Linked DNA regions of Homo sapiens: region 1 is linked to region 2. A link is a contact called in ENCODE Hi-C or POLR2A ChIA-PET data. All regions are on one chromosome and are shown on one strand. Each heading gives the region's core, a stretch centred on a gene start or an enhancer-like site at or near the end of the contact. The rest is flanking DNA. Distances are from core to core; before and after follow the strand shown. Region 1 overlaps UBE2L3 (ubiquitin conjugating enzyme E2 L3). Region 2 holds the start of PPIL2 (peptidylprolyl isomerase like 2).

Region 1 (5,464 bases), core at 83-2,582, 78 kb after region 2:
ATCACGAGGTCAGGAGATCAAGACCATCCTGGCTAACATGGTGAAACCCCGTCTCTATTAAAAATACAAAAAAAATTAGCCGGGCATGGTGGCGGGCGCCTGTAGTCCCAGCTACTCGGGAGGCTGAGGCAGGAGAAAGGCGTGAACCCAGGAGGCAGAGCTTGCAGTCAGCCAAGATTGCGCCACTGCACTCCAGCCTGGGTGACAGAGCGAGACTCCGTCTCAAAAAAAAAAAAAAAAAAAAATTCCAATCATGCCTCCACTGAGGAAAACAACTTCAAGAAGATAAATTCAGGCCAGGCGCAGTGGTTCACACCTGTAATCCCAGCATTTTGGGAGGCCAAGGCAGGCAGACTGCTTGAGCCCAGGAATTCAAGACCAGCCTGGCCAACATGGCAAAACACTGTCTCCACTAAAAAAAATACAGCCCGGGTGCAGTGGCTCACGCCTGTAATCCCAACACTTTAAGAGGCCAAGGCAGGTAGATCACGAGGTCAGGAGTTCAAGACCAGCCTGGCCAAGATGGTGAAACCCCGTCTCTACTAAAAATACAAAAAATTAGCCGGGCGTGGTGGCAGGCACCTATAATCCCAGCTACTTGGGAGGCTGAGGCAGAGAACTGCTTGAACCCAGGAGGCGGAGGTTGTAGTGAGCCAAGATTGCGCCACTGCACTCCAGCCTGAGTGACAGAGCAAGACTCTGTCTCAAAAATAAATAAATAAAAATAAAAAATAAAAAAAAGTAGCCAGGCATGGTGGTACATGCCTGTGGTCCCAGCTACTTGGGAGGCTGAGAGGTGAAAGCGGAAGAATCACCTGAGCCCTGGCAGTCAAGGCTGTGCAGTGAGTCAAGATTACAACCACTGCACTCCAGCCAGGGCAACTAGAGTGAGACCCTATCTCAAAAAAAAAAAAAAAAAAAAAAGAAAGAAGAAAAATTGGAATCATTCAGAGATCAGTTCCATCTGAATATCTGAGACTCAAAAGGCCAGATGACTCAAACCCTCAAGATGGTTGTAAACCCTCAAGCAAAACTGTGCCCCGATAACTGAGAATGGTCCTGACAGTGAAGAATTAGGGAAGGAATTGAAGGAAACCAATGTAAATTCCAAGAAGTGGAATTCAAAAGGATGTTACAAATGACAGAAGAAAGGACCTGATAAAAACCGCAAGAGCAGCCCAGCTCTAGAACAGAGTTAGGAAGACCAAAGCCAAGAATGACAGATGCTTACAAATAACACTCCCACAAAGGTTTGTTTCAGTTCTGCTCAGAGCAAGAAGCAACCCAAGTCAGCTGCTCAGGGCTGATGGTGCAGTGCTGACAAAGAGAGAGTTCAAGGGAAAGCACCAGGCAGCTCACACATTCCTTCTCTTGATGGGGACAGCAGGCTTCCCAACCAGGGCAGGTGGTGCAGGAGAAAGAGAGCAATGCTTCTCAGAATGAGGTCCACTTCGGAGCCCAAGTAGACTTCAGTGTATAGAGGGGAACTGAAAAAGCCCAGGGGTGCCACCCAGCTCCTGAAAATGGAAAACACCCATGCCCCAAACTCAACCCCAGAGAGCTTGATGCCCACTCCAGGGCAAAGTGTGAAGCATGGCAGAGAGGGATGGTTACTTAACAGCTTTGCAAGCACTAACAGGAGAGATGGGCCCTGGGCCCCAGCAGAAGGCCACGGACTCAAGTCCTGAGAGGAGATGGGAGAACAGGACACTGCTGTATATAGCCAGTGCTCAGTCACACAGCTCAGATGTACACACCTGCGTCTTGGCAAAGCAGTTAACAAAGTTCCTCTTTTGCTTCTTTTTGGGGTCTACAATGAGGCCTAGAAAACTGTTCAAAATCTCCCCAGGTAACCCTCACACAAGGCCAGGTTTCAGAACCCCTCAGGAGCCACTAATCAAGAAATCTAGGCGAGGCGCGGTGGCTCACACCTGTAATCCCAGCACTTTGGGAGGCCAAGGCGGGTGGATCACGAGGTCAGGAGATCGAGACCACATGGTGAAACCCCGTCTCTACTAAAAATACAAAAATTAGGTGGACATGGTGGCGCCTGCCTGTAGTCCCGGCTACTCGGGAGGCTGAGGCAGGAGAATAGCTTGAACCAGGGAGTCGGAGGTTGCAGTGAGCCGAGATCGCGCCACTGCACTCCAGCCTGGTGACAGAGCAAGACTTCGTCTCAAAAAAAAAAGGAATCTATGCCAGCGCCAGGCGTGGTGGTTCATGCCTGTAATCCCAGCATTTTGGGAGGCCAAAGCAGGTGGATCACTTGAGGCCAGGAGTTTGAGACCAGCCTGGCTGACATGGTGAAACCCCATCTCTACTAAAAATACAAAAATTAGCCAGGCATAGGGGTGCATGCCTGTAGTTCCAGCTACTCGGGAGGCTGAGGCATGAGAATTGCTTGAACAAGTGAGACAGAGGTTGCCGTGAGCCAAGATCACACCATTGTACTCCAACTCCAGCCTGGGCGACAGAGCGAGAACCTATCTTAAAAAAAAAAAAAAAAAAAAAAGGCCGGGCACAGTGGCTCACACCTGTAATTCCAACGCTTCAACACTCTGGGAGGCTGAGGCGGGTGGATCACTTGAGGACAGGAGTTTGAGAGCAGCCTGGCCGACATGGTAAAACACTGTCTCTACTAAAAATACAAAAATTAGCCGGGCATGGTGGTTGACTCCTGTATTCCCAGCTACTTGGGAGGGTGAGGTTGGAGAATCACTGGAATCCGGGAGGTGGAGGTTGTGGTAAGCTGCAATCACACCACTGCACTTGAGCCTGGGTGACAGAGCAAGACTCCGTTTAAAAAAAAAAAAAAAAGGCTGGGTGCAGTGGCTCAAGCCTGTAATCCCAGCACTTTGGGAGGCCGAGGTGGGCGGATCACTTGAGGTCAGGAGTTTGAGAACCAGCCCGGCCAACAAGGTGAAACCTCATCTCTACTAAAAATACAAAAATTAGCTGGGCATGGTGGCGTGCACCTATATATAGTCTCAGCTACTCGGGAGGCTGAGGCAGGAGAATCGCTTGAACCTGGGAAGTGGAGGTTGCAGTGAGCTGAGATCACGCCAGTGCACTCCAGCCTGGGTGCAGACTCCCAGAGTGAGACTCCGTCTCAACAAAATAAAATAAATAAAATAAATCTAGGCCAGGAGCCAGGGGCGGTGGCTCACACCCGTAATCCCAACACTGGGTGGTCAAGGCAGGAGGATCACTTAAGCACAGGAACTCAAGACCAGCCTGGGCAATACAGCAAGACCCTATCTCTACAAAAATAAAAAAATTAAAAAATTAGCCAGGTGTGTTGATGTATGCCTGTGGTCCCAGCTACTCAGGAGGCTGACTTGGGATGACCAGTTGAGTCCAAAAGGTTGAGGCTGCAGTGAGCCATGATGGTGCCACTACACTCCAGCCTGGTCAACAGAGCAAGACCCTGTCTCAAAAAAAGAAAAACTAGAAAAGAAATCCAACAGCACTAGACGACCCTTCCCCCAACAAAATATGTAGGAATCCTCCCATCCAATATTTCCAGCTAAAACTCTTTGGTGCAACCCAGTAATTCCAACTAAAGCTCTTGGTGCAACCCAAATGAGCAGTGTGCAGAATCCTACCAAGTCAGCCTGGTGACTTCCCCCCTCTATGTCTTTCCCCAGGATGTCTTCTGGAAGGATGTCCCTAACTGTCCTGCCTATCACCAGCCCCACATCCCCAACATGCTCATCATTGAAAGCCTCTCTCAAATGCCTGTTCCTCTAAGGAGCTCCCCAAGCCCTGGCTAAAAGGGATGCTCCTTTCTCTCAACAGCCACTACAATGTTTCTGTACAAAATGGATAAACAGAGGCTGGATCAAGAAGAGCTGAGGAGAATCGAATGGCTTTAGAACTGGTGGCCTGAAGTCACCCTGGTGGGAAGTGGGCTGAGAGAGATGTAGTTAGGTACCACATATCAGGGAAGGAACGAATACAGGCTTAAAGACCAAACCTCTAAGGATCCTGGATAGCAAAACCACACCCCAAGTCACAGAATGAAATATTTTAGAGATCCAGTAAAGACCTGGACTTGGTTCCAAACACTTAATTTTTCACCAAGCACAAGGCATGAACCTTAGCAGCAGCATGAAAAACTGACTGGTTTAGCTGACCAATCGTTTGTGCCATGTTTAGCGTCCAGGCCACCCTGAACTATTCAGAGCCAAATGCTGTGTCCAGTTCTGGACACCATACTTTAGAAGACCACATCAAATAAGGGCTGCTCAGGACAAGAACAGCAAGGACCATGTCCTACCAGGAACAATCAAAAGGTCCAGGAACCTATGGCCTAAAGAAATGTGAAGATGACATACATCTGTCTTCAAACGTTAAAAAGTTCACCTGCTGGTTGGACGAAGTGGCTTATGCCAGTAATTCCACATTTTGTTGTTTTTTGTTTGTTTGTTTTGAGACGGAGTCTCGCTCTCCAGGCTGGAGTGTGGAGGCGTGATCTCAGCTCACTCCAACCTCCGCCTCCCAGGCTCAAGTGCTTCTTATGCCTCAGCCTCCTGAGTAGCTGGGGCTACAGGCACGCACCACCATGCCCAGCTCATTTTTGTATTTTTAGTAGAGATGGGGTTTTGCCATGTTGGCCAGGCTGGTCTCCAACTCCTAACCTCAAGGGATCCACCCGCCTCGGCCTCCCAAAGTGCTCCTGTAATCCCAGCACTTTGGGTTGCCGAAGCGGGAAAATCACTTGAGGCCAGGAGTTGGAGACCAGCCTGGGCCACACAGTAAGACCTCATCTCTACAAAAAAATTAAAAAATGAAGCGGAAGGATTGCCTGAGCCCATGATCATGCCACTGCACTCCAGTCTGGGTGACAGAGTGAGACCTTGTCTCAAAAAAATAAAAATAAAATAAAACTTAAAATTTAAAATTTAGGCCGAGGCCGGGTGTGGTGGCTCACGCCTGTAATTCCAGCACTTTGGGAGGCCAAGGCAGGCAGAACACAAGGTCAGGAGTTCAACACCAGCCTGGCCAATATGGTGAAACCCCATCTCTACTAAAAATACAAAAATTAGCCAGGCGTGGTGGTGACACCTGTAGTCCCAGCTACTCGGGAGGCTAAGGCAGAAGAATCGCTTGAACCCGGGAGGTGGAGGTTGCAGTGAGCTGAGATCACCCCACTGCACTCCAGCCTGGGTGACAGAGCGAGACTCTGTCTCAAAAAAAAAAAAAAAAATTTAGGCCAGACACGGTGGCTCATGCCTGTAATCCCAGCACTTTGGGAGGCCAAGGCGGGCGGATCACCTGAGGTCGGGAGTTCGAGACCAGCCTGACCAACATGGAGAAACCCCGTCTCTACTAAAAATACAAAATTAGCCCAGCATGGTGGCACACGCCTGTAATCCCAGCTACTCAGGAGGCTGAGGCAGGAGAATCGCTTGAACCCAGGAGGCAGGAGGTTGCAGTGAGCCAAGATCGCTCCATTGAACTC
Region 2 (5,865 bases), core at 1,517-4,016:
ACCATGCCACCGCACTCCAGCCTGGGCGACAGAGCGAGACTCCGTCTCAAAAAAAAAAAAAAATGGTATCTTATTGCCACAAAGAGTCTGTTTTGTCAATCTTATGATTTCTATTTCTTTATTTTTATTTATTTTATTTATTTTTTTTTTGAGACGGAGTCTTGCTCGCTGCCCAGGCTGGAGTGCAGTTGTGCAATGTCGGCTCACTGCAAGCTCCACCTCGTGAGTTCACGCCATTCTCCTGCCTCAGCCTCCCGAGTAGCTGGTACTACAGGCGCCTGCCACCACGCCCAGCTGATTTTTTTGTGTATTTTTAGTAGAGATGGGGTTTCACCGTGTTAGCCAGGATGGTCTCGATCTCCTGACCTGGTGATCCACCCGCCTCAGCCTCCCAAAGTGCTGGGATTACAGGTGTGAGCCACCGTGCCTGGCCCCTTATGATCTCTATTTCAACATTAATGCTGGTCAGTTGTTGTGTCTAAGCCACAAAAGGGAGGGGGATATAACAAGGCACAGCTGATCTCTATCCCATCATGGCCAGGAACTCAGTTTTAAGGTTTTCCTGGGGTTCTCTTGGCCACAAGGGTGTCTGCTTAGCCAGTGGGGGGACTTAGGGTTTTATTTTTAGTTTACAGGGAGGAGCAGGCTCAAGAGCTGAAAATCAAGAGTTCTGTTTAAGGCATATTAAATTCGAGATGTCTGGCCCGGCACGGTGGCTCACGCCTGTAATCCCAGCACTTTGGGAGGCAGAGGTAGGTCGATCACTCGACGTCAGGAGTTCGAGACCGGCCTGACCAACATAGTGAAAACCTGTCTCTACTAAAAATACAAAAATTAGCATGGGCATGGTGGCAGGCACCTATAATCCCAGCTACTGGGGAGGCTGAGGTGGGAGAATTGCTTGAATGTGGGAAGTAGAGGTTGCAGTGAGCCAAGACGGCACCATTGCACTCCAGCCTGGGCGACAGAGCAAGACTCCATCTCAAAAAAAAAAAAAAAAAAAAAAAAAAAATTTGAGATGTCTTTCAGTCCTCCAGTGGAGATATTAAGTAAGCCACTAACTACACAAGACTGGGGAAAGCAGCTTATAGATGACTGGGAAATTATATCACCCACAGAGAATGTTTATGGAAAAGAAACGTATGAGATCTGAGAGAAGGGAGGAGGGTCCAGAAAGGAGACTGGGAAAAGAAAGACCGCTGAAGTCGATGGAAAACAAAGAGCATGTGAAATCCCAGATACCAAAGAAGGGCTTCAGAAGGAGGGAGTGGTCAACAGTGGGACATACTGTTGAGAAGCCCAACAAAATGAGGACTGAGGCTGCCCAGACGCGGTGGCTCACGCCTGTAATCCCAGGACTTTGGGAGGCCGAGGCAGGTGGATCACCTGAGGTCAGGAGTTCGAGACCAGCCTGACCAACATGGAGAAACCCCTTCTCTACTAAAAATACAAAATTAGCTGGGCATGGTGGCGTATGCCTGTAATCCCAGCTACTCGGGAGGCTGAGGCAGGAAAATCTCTTGAAGCCGGGAAGCGGAGGTTGCGGTGAGCCAAGATCTCACCATTGCACTCTAGCTTGGGCAACAAGAGCGAAACTGCGTCTCAAAAAAAAAAAAAAAAAAAAATGAGGACTGAGGATTGAATACTATATTTAGCAACAAGAAGTCGCTGGGAACCTGAAAAGAGAGGCCGCTGAAGTCGAGAGAAAACAAAGAGCAGGTGAAATCCCAGATACCAAAGGAGGGCTTCAGAAAGAGGGAGTGGTCAACGGTGTGACATACTGTTGAGAAGCCCAACAGTTCTGGGGTCGAAATTCTGACTTGAGTGGTTTCAAGAGACTCAGAAAACAGCATGAAGCCACTAGTCTCTCACTTGTTCTTAAGAGAAACAACACGGCGGCAGCGGGAGGGGAACGTGGGACGTGGGGCACGGGGCACGGGTGGATTTTTAAATTTTATTTATTATTTTTGAGACAGCGTCTCGCTCTGTCGCCCAGGCTGGAGTGCAGTGACACGATCTCGGCTCACCGCAACCTCCGCCTCCCGGGTTCAAGCGATTCCCCTGCCTCAGCCTCCCAAATAGCTAGGATTACAGGCGCCCGTCACCACGCCCCGCTAATTTTTGTATTTTTAGTAGAGACGGGGTTTCACCGTATTAGCCAGGCTGGTCTTGAACTCCTGACCTCAGGTGATCCGCCCGCCTCGGCCTCCCAAAGTGCTGTGATTACAGGTGAGCCACTGCGCCCGACCTGGTTTGCTTTAAATTAGAAGGCTCTGCAGCACGTTTGCAGGCTGATAGGCATGAACCAGAACACAGCGAGACGTGAAGTACGGAAGAGGTAGAGACTACTCATTCAAGGGCGAAACTCGCGAACAGACGGGGGACGGTCCGGGCAGAACCAGAGTAAGGAAAACCGGGCTGCGCTCGAGCCCGCAGCTGACGTCATCGGAGCCGCGGCCCCGGGAGAGCGCGGCGGCCCGAGGGTCATTACCCTGACTGGAGACAGGGCGGCAGCTTCCGGGAGGAAGTGACCTTTGGGCTGTGCTCTGGGGAGTAGCTGAGAGGGAAGGCGAGCGGCGCGCAGTGCGGGACAGGCGGTTCACTGAGGCAGAGTGGAGCGCCGCTCCCGACTGCGGCTCAACTTACATTTTGTCCTTTTGGTGCTGTCGCTTCCCCATGGCGGAGCGGCGGCGGCGACTAGCGAGCACGAAAAAACAACGGCTGACAACTCAGACCATGGAGCCGCAGCCGAGTTCCGTGACCACTTCCGGGTTCCGCGGCGCGCCCCGGAAACGGGCGCCTGGCGTGCTGGGAATTGTGGTTCGCTAGCGCCAGGTGCTCATGCTCGGAAGGATCGCCTGCCCAGTATGGGGTCCTAGCTAGGTGTGCCATCTCCCGCAGGCGTCTTTTCGGGGCCGAGCTCCCTCAGCCTCGAAGCCCCATCTTCTTGAGGGGTCTGTCTGGACCGCCTTGTCTACCCCCCTAGCCACGGCTCAGGGCCATTCCCATACTGGGTTCTCAGGTCTTATTTATTTATTTTCGAGACAGGGTCTCGCTCTGTCGCCCAGGTTGGAGTGCAGTGGCACAATCACAGCTCACTACTGCCTCGACCTCCCAGGCTCAAGCGATTCTCCCACCTCAGCCTCCCGAGTAGCTACGGGCACGCACCACCACACCCGGCTAATTTGTTAATTTTTTGTAGAGACAGGCTCTTACAATGTTGCCCAGGCTGGTCTGGAGCTCTTGAGCTCAAGCAGTCCTCCCGCCTTGGCCTCCCAAAGTGCTGGGATTACAGGCCTGAGGCTTCGCGCCCGGCCAGCGCTCAGGTCTTTTTCAACGTCCTCCTAGAGCTTCAAGTCTCATGAGCCTCCACCCCATCCCTTCCCGCCTCCGTGGCAGATGCCTTCAAAGCCATGTACCACTCTCGTTCTACTCGCTCACTTCTCATTCTCTCTGCATATTCGGTCCCCACCGCCTCCAGGCCCCTCGGAGGCCCAGCAGCAGGTGGCCATCAAGCCTAGAGGTCCAAAGCCCTACCTGATCCCTTCCGTCTCTTCTGCCAGACCCTTCCCTTGGGTCAGATCAGTACCTTGGGCCCCTAGCTACACTCAGGCCCAGGGTAATCTTGCCTAGGCTCCTAATTTTAAATGCCATTTGTATCCCATGACTCCCAGTACTAAGTCACCAGCACTCCAGGTTCCTGATCTCCACTTGGGTAACCACTGATCTGAAATGTAACATGTCTGGATGGGCGTGGTGGCTCACGCCTGTAATCCCAGCACTTTGTGTGTGTGTGTGTGTGTGTGTGTGTGTGTGTGTTTAGTAGAGACGGGGTTTCACCATGTTAGCCAGGATGGTCTCGATCTCCTGACCTCCTGATTCGCCTGCCTTGGCCTTCCAAAGTTCCGGGATTACAGGCGTGAGCCACCACGCCCGGCCAATCCCAGCACTTTGAGAGGCTGAGGCAGGCGGATCACTTGAGGTCAGGAGTTCAAGACTAACCTGGCCAACATGGCAAAACCCCATCTCTACTAAAAATACAAAAAATTAGCCTGGTGTGGTGGCACACACCTGTAATTCCAGCTACTTGGGAGGCCGAGACAGTAGCTTGAACTGGGGAGGCAGAGGTTGCCGTGAGCCAAGATTAGGCCACTGCATCCCAGCCTGGGTGACAGAGTGACTCTGCCTAAAAAAATTAAATTAACATGTCTGGTCAAAGTAGAATTTTCTTTTTTTTTTTCTTTTTTTTTTTGACATGGAGTTTTGCTCTTGTTGCCCAGGCTGGAGTGCAATGGTGTGATCTTGGCTCACTGCAACCTCCGCCTCCCAGGTTCAAGCGATTCTCCTGCCTCAGTCTCCCAGGTAGCTGGGATTATTACAGGCATGCGCCACCACGCCTGGCTAATTTTGTATTTTTAGTAGAGAAGGGGTTTCTCCATGTTGGTCAGGCTGGTCTCGAACTCCCGACCTCAGGTGATCCTCCCGCCTCAGCCCTCCCAAAGTCCTGGGATTACATGCATGAGTCACCGCACCCGGCCATAAAGCAGAATTTTCAATCCTCCCTCTTCTCCCAGTCCCCACTCTGCTGAGCAGTACCACCATCCACCCAGTCACCGAAAGCCAGCTATCTTTGCCTTATTTCATGGCTGGCTTCTTATTCTCTAGGTTTTAACATAAGTGTCACCTCCCCAGAGAGACCTTCCCTAACCACCCACTTCCATGCATCTCCCATAAAGTCTGTCACAATTCCTCACAATTTGTAATCCTGTGTAATTCAGTCTGTGTCCCGGTTTACTGAGCACCCTCCCTGACACAACCACTGCCTCCATGACACACATACAGTGGATGGGATGTAGCTCCTTAAGGGCTGGAATCTTAGGCCCAGCATGGTGGCAGCACCTGTGATTCCAGCTACTTGGGAGGCTGTAGTGGAAGGATCACTTGAGGCCCAGGAGTTTGAGGCTGCAGTAAACTATGATCAAGCCACTGCACTCTAGCCTGGGCAACAGAGTGAGATCCTGTCTCTTTAAAAAAGGGCCGGGGTGTGGGGAGGGGACAGTCGGTGCGGTGGCTCACGCCTGTAATTCCAGCACTTTGGGAGGCTAAGGCGGTTGGATCACCTGAGGTCAGGAGTTCGAGACCAGCCTGGCTAACATGGTGAAGCCCTGTCTCTACTAAAAATACAAAAATTAGCTGGGCGTGGTGGCATGTGCCTGTGATCCCAGCTCCTCAGGAGGCCTGAGGCATGGTGATCGCTTGAACCTGGGAGGCAGAGGTTGCAGTAAGCTGAGATCGCGCCACTGCACTACAGCCTGGGCAACAGAGCACAACTCTGTCTCTAAATAAGCAAGCAAACAAATAAATACAAACCAATTAAAAATAACCCATTTGTGGTGATGCACCATGATGACTCAGTCAGAAAGCAAAATGCACCAATAACCTAAAAATTGACCCCATTGGAGAAATATTTCAAAAAGCAAGAACAGTTGAGTAAATGATGTTCCACCCGTTTGATGGAATATTTTGTATCTATTGTTATTGGTGAACTTAAAGATTTATTATTATTATTATTATTATTATTATTATTACTTTTTATTTTTTGAGATGGAGTCTCGTACTGTTGCCCAGGCTGGAGTACAGTGGCGTGATCTCGGCTCACTGCAAGCTCCACCTCCCGGGTTCAAGCAATTCTCCTGCCTCAGCCTCCCGAGTAGCTGGGACTACAGGTGCCTGCCTCCACCCTCTGGGCTCAAGAGATTCTCCCACTCACGCCTCCCAAGTAGCTGGGACTACAGGTGCGCACCAACATGCCTGGCTAATTTGAATACCTGAGCTCAAGTGATCCCCCACCTCACTCCTCCCAAA

Evidence for each region. Hi-C counts contacts between places; a loop is a spot of excess contacts on that map. ChIA-PET counts read pairs that join two places held with the same protein, here RNA polymerase II (POLR2A). Pooled maps may share reads with other maps.
Region 1: a loop to region 2 is called in a pooled map, with 5 times the contacts of the local background. The contact joins the enhancer-like site here to the promoter of PPIL2 in region 2. A Hi-C loop is called at or near these places in 5 of 50 pooled maps. POLR2A ChIA-PET finds 5 or more read pairs at or near these places in 11 of 52 experiments (CD8-positive, alpha-beta memory T cell, Caco-2, H1 and 7 more).

The regions. Positions count from the first base shown.
Region 1 is chr22:21,583,924-21,589,387 of GRCh38, reverse strand. The region is part of intron 1 of UBE2L3 (ubiquitin conjugating enzyme E2 L3); the gene reads right to left. Among named protein-coding and RNA genes, the nearest start is that of UBE2L3, 19 kb to the right of the region's middle. RefSeq lists a silencer at 1,172-1,231. Within about 2 kb of position 1,332, at least 4 of the 41 ENCODE cell types and tissues checked have a DNase peak (open chromatin) inside an H3K27ac peak, as active enhancers do.
Region 2 is chr22:21,662,913-21,668,777 of GRCh38, reverse strand. PPIL2 (peptidylprolyl isomerase like 2) reads right to left here and starts at 2,766. Exons shown (of 20, transcript NM_014337.4): 1 at 2,647-2,766. The coding sequence starts at 2,678. RefSeq lists enhancers at 2,330-2,379, 2,450-2,689, 1,924-2,834.